Regions from separate parts of the Homo sapiens genome. Here region 1 is linked to region 2. A link is a loop called in an ENCODE intact Hi-C map of the cell type or tissue named here. Cell type or tissue: CD4-positive, alpha-beta T cell. All regions are shown on one strand. Region 1 overlaps DNAH6 (dynein axonemal heavy chain 6). Region 2 has its middle 21 kb from the start of DNAH6.

Evidence for each region. Hi-C counts contacts between places; a loop is a spot of excess contacts. Peaks named below come from ENCODE experiments on the same cell type or tissue, not always from the same donor. Only the 100,000 strongest peaks of a DNase experiment are listed, where the experiment ranks them.
Region 1: it touches region 2 in a loop (2.0-fold over the local background); 3 of 110 quality-filtered maps call a loop at or near these places.

The regions. Positions count from the first base shown.
Region 1 is chr2:84,740,409-84,742,908 of GRCh38, forward strand. All of the region lies in intron 62 of DNAH6 (dynein axonemal heavy chain 6), which reads left to right. Among named protein-coding and RNA genes, the nearest start is that of TRABD2A, 140 kb to the right of the region's middle. RefSeq lists an enhancer at 1,105-1,154. In CD4-positive, alpha-beta T cell, a CTCF peak has its summit at 1,290; a DNase peak (open chromatin) is centred at 1,243.
Region 2 is chr2:84,494,564-84,497,063 of GRCh38, forward strand. It overlaps a transcript of DNAH6 not described here. Among named protein-coding and RNA genes, the nearest start is that of DNAH6, 21 kb to the right of the region's middle. In CD4-positive, alpha-beta T cell, a CTCF peak has its summit at 1,172 (motif pointing right); a DNase peak (open chromatin) is centred at 1,198.

The DNA.
Region 1 (2,500 bases), 250 kb after region 2:
CCCAGACTCCAAAGTGAAGAGTCACTTCCAAATCCATGACAGGGCACTGAGAAGAAGGGTGGCGGAGCAAGTGTGACCCCCTCTCCATGTCCATTCCCAGGCTTTGGTGGTACCACCTTCAGTGGCTGGCACTGCACCCATGTTTTCTTTTATCCAAGGGGGTCTTTGGTGGGCTGCACTCTCCCCTCCTTTAGGGACAGTCTGCAGCAAGGGTTAGATCTCCAGGGGAGTGGAGTCTGCCTCCCTCCCACGCCTCAGAGCTGGTGGGGCACTGTTCCCCAACTGACCAAGGAAACAGGCTGGGACACCCCGTTATGACCCATGCAGACCAGTTCTAGGTTGCAAAGCTGTCTCTGACTGAAAGTCTTGCCCTCTGGGAAAAACCTCAGCTTCAGCAACTCTCCTCCCACTCCAGTCTTGTGATGGGAGAGAGCGTAATTCCACCACCTACTACTGGGGCACTCTCCACACTCACTGCTCAATTCTGCCTGTGGGGACCCTTCTCCCCTTCCAGAACAAGCACTTTAATCTCACCTAAGACCAAAATGCTTGCTGTGGCCACCGCTGCCAGGTTACCAAACAATGGCTCTAACCTCTCAAAATGGTGTCAGCCATGGGCTTGCACCTAGAGAGTGGGGAGCCCCTCTCAGGCGAGCAGCATGGACGAGAAGCTGTGAGGAGTGTGGTCCACTCAAGTCTCAGTCTCATAGCAGCTCGTAGCAAGGCATTGGACATTGTCCTAGGTATATATAGGAGAGCCTTGGTCCCCTTTCCCTGCTTGGCTGGGTGGCAGCAGCAGTCACATCAGCCCAAACTCAGGCCAAGGATGAGGCACAGCTCAGCACTACATTCTCAAAATGGTGCCTTGGGCCTGAAAACAGGGAGGGCGGATCACTGCCCAGGCAGGCAGCATGATCAAGAAGCTGTGGGGAGTGTGGTTCATTCACATCTGTCTCACAGCAGCCTGCTACAGAGCTGTGAGTATTGTCCTAGGTATGAGTAGGATGACCTGGTCTCCCTGTTCTTCCTTAGCCAAGCAGAGGCTACAGCCACATCAGCCCAAACTAAACAAAGCATGGAGCTCAGCCCAGCATTAAACTCTCAAAAGGGCACCTTGGGCCTGGGGCTAAAGAGGGTGGGGCACCATTCAGGCAAGCAGCATAAGCAGGAAGCTGTGAGAAGTGTGGTCAACTCATATCTCAGTCTCAACAGCAGCTCATAGCAGGGCAGCAAGTACCCTCTAGGGGGTGCATGAGTGTGCCCGTTCTCCCCTCTCCCTCCCTGGAGCAGCACAGTGGCTGCAGCTGTGTCTGTAAATCCCCAGGATCTGGGTTCTCAAAATGGCACCCAGCTGAGGCTGCACCAGGCTCGGATTCCTGTGGGATTGTGTGTGGGTTCCCTTTCTAGAGAAATGTCTCTGTACAATCTTTAGGCAGTTCCATATGTCAGGCACAAGGCCCTAGTGGGTCAAGGGTTTCTCCTGTAGCCAAGATCTTAAAACCCTGTTTTGGAGCTCCAGGGATTTCCCTCTTACTGTTTCCCTGCATCCAGGACCATCTCCCAGCCCAGTCAGTTCCTGGCTGCGCAAGCTAACTTGAACCCTCTCCTTACTTACTTCTGGTACTTCATGTCTCTTCTCTAATGAATCCAAGCATTCTCTCCTAGATTACCTGTTTGAACTGTGAGTATCTGCTTACTATTCTGGCTCTTCTCCATGGAGGCAGCACGCAATACCTGCATCTAGTCAGCCATCCTGACCTAAAACCTCAAAATACATCTTCTAATATTAATATTATTACAGCAAGCCTCTCTTAGTACTCCCACTCTATATATTTCTGCACTCTTTACTTTCCATTTTTTGTGTGTCATCATTATGTTTTTGGTGTATCTTAGTAGGATTTTGTTGTTGTTTTGAGGAACATGAAAGTCTTTCTTTTAACAGACAAATTTTAATTTGATTATATTTATTATGGCTATTGATTTATTTAAGTTCTTCTTGACTGAGGAAGATTTCCATTTGACAATGTCTAGAGACATTTTTGTTTGCCACAACTGGGGTGGTGCTACTGGCGTCTGGTGGGTAGAGACCAGAGATGCTACTACACATCCTACAGTGCTCAGAACAACCCTCCACAACAAATAACTACAGCATCCAAAATGTCAATATTAGTAAAGTTAAGAAACTCTGATCTGTTTGGACTTACATTGGTCATCTTTATTTTGGGCATATTTTTCTGCCAGCTTTTTCTTTGCTTCCTTTTTTCTTCTTTCTTCTTCCTTCTTCCTTTCTTTATATCCTTTATTTCTCCTCTCCTTCCTTTCTTCTTCAGTTGCATCATCCACACTCTTTATTTTCCCCTCTACTGATTTGAAATTCTATTTTTATTTTTTGGTAATTACTCTTATACTTCTAATATGAATATTTATTTAACTAAGTAAACCCATTAAGTGTGGTGGTTTAAAGTCTACATTAACCAGAATTTCTAAGATCCTAATAGAT
Region 2 (2,500 bases):
ATTAAGAGTAGAATAATATCTGCATTCAAACATTAGAAAAAAACACGGGGACAGTTTGTAGAAGTGACTAGAGAGTAGATTTTGACATCTACCCAAAACAGAACTTTCTGAAAATTAGAACTATCTAACAGAGGCACAGATATAATGCATTTCCTGTAACTGGATGTGATCAAAGATGAGAAACTCACCTTCCAGGCACCATTCCAGCCTTCCATATCCAGCAGACTTACTGGACACCAATTCTGTTCTCCATGGCAGCACTTCTAAAATTTAATATGAACTGAACCACCTGGGAATTATTAAAATACAGATTGATTCATGAGGTCTGGAGCAGGATCTGAGATTCTGCATGACTAGCAAGCTCTCAGGTGATGCCAATGCTGCTAGTCAATGGATCACACCTTGAATAGCAAGCTGCTGTGGCAGAGGCTCTCAGATGTGTCTCTGTGGAATCACCTGGGGTAGGGGACACTTTAGAAAAACTATCAATGTCTGGATCTCTCACTCTTAGAGAGTTTAATTCATATGATGTGTGGCCTGGGCATCAGAATTTTTCAAAGTTCTCTAAGTGATCTTAATATGCAACTAAGTTTAAATGCCCTTTGACCATTTATTTATTGAGACAGAGTCTTGCTCTGTTGCCCAGTCTGGAATGCAATGGCAGTCTCGGCTCACTGCAACCTCCACCTCCCGGGTTCACTCGATTCTCCTGCCTCAGCCTCCCCAGTAGCTGGGATTACTGGCATGCACCACCATGCCCTGCTAATTTTTGTATTTTTAGTAGAGACAGGGTTTCACCATGTTGGCCAGGCTGGTCTCGAACTCCTGACCTCAGGTGATCCATCCACTTTGGCCTCCCAAAGTGCTGGGATTACAGGCATGAGCCACTGCGTCCAGCCTCTTTGACCTTTTCAAATCACAAAAACACTAACTTAGAGATCACCTCTGCAAAGACCTTTAAGTCTTGAAATGTAATTATCTAGGCTTGGCAGGGCTCATCACTCATACATATTCACATTGGTTCAATATTTTGAAGGAAAACTTTATAATAATTATTAATTCTCATAACTAATGGGGCATTAGACCATATAATGCCTCAAGTTCCTTTCAGATTTAAGAAACCATTGCCCTGATACAAAATCTGGTAATGCATATATTTGACCACGAGGTGGTGATGAAGCAACAGAATACGATATCACAAACCCCTCAGAAAGTTAAGCAGCCCGTGACTTATGCCAACACTTAAGAGTGCCCCACTTGCAGACTATGTCTAATTCTCATCTTTGAGAGGTGATTGGTCACAGACTCTTTTAAGAATCTTATCAACGTTACAGACAAAGAAATACACGCACACAAACATGAATACAATTGTAAGCAGTTCACAGACCCTGAAATTACACTGGACAGCCAAGGCTGAAGAGACATTAACTCCCGTATAAATTATATGACGCCTCTCCCACTCCCACCTCCACGCTTCTCAGCAGCTGACCACATCTCCTGCTTCAGAGAGGAAATAGAATAAATAAGGCCCCAAATCTATCACTTTACCTAACCCACTGCCACCTTTCTTCCATCTACATGGGACAGATGTCATTTCTTTTTATCAAAAACTAAATCTTTCAGCAGTGCTCCTGATCCATTTCATCCTGGCCTCCACCAAGTTCATGGTCCCTCCACTTTAAGCCTTCTTATGCTAATTTAAAAGTAACTAATTTTTTCATTGTAAAAGTAGGATATGGTCTTTATTTTTAAACACACAGAATAGCAAAGGGCATCACATAAAAATAACCATAAATCTCCTAAATATTTATGTTTTTCTTCTATGTAGTTTCTGAGTTTATATATATTCTGGGCTTACAAAAATATAATCATGTTATGCAAACTGTTTTATGACATTAATACTTAATGTAACTTTAAAATATTTTCATCTTTATATTTCTTCACCTGCAGATGTGGTTCTAAACCAGAGATATTCATGTGAATCACCTATAAGAATTTTTCAAGCAAATACTTGCCTGGGTGCCAATGCCAAAGATTCTAATTCATCAGATCTGGCATGAGTCCTGGAAATCTGTATGTTTAGAAACTCCCACCTGTGATTTTGAGGTCTAATACTAGAAATATAATTTTAAATCAATTTTATTGTTATAAGTTACATATTATAAAATGCACATGTTCTAAGAAATTCAGTACAGTGAATTTGTACACATTTATATACCCATGTAACCACCAAAGTTACCAAGATATAAAACATTTCCATCACTCCCCAAAATTTTCTTGTTCCCCTTGCCAGTTAATCTCCTACCCCTCTCCCAGCCCCAGGTAATAACTGATCTATTCCCTATCACTGTAAATTAGATTTGTATTTTCTAGAGATTCATATAATTGTAATTAGACAATATGTACTCTTTTTTTTTTTTTTTTTTTGACGGAATCTCGCTCTGTCACCCATGCTGGAGTGCAGTGACACGATCTTGGCTCTCTGCAACCTCCACCTGCC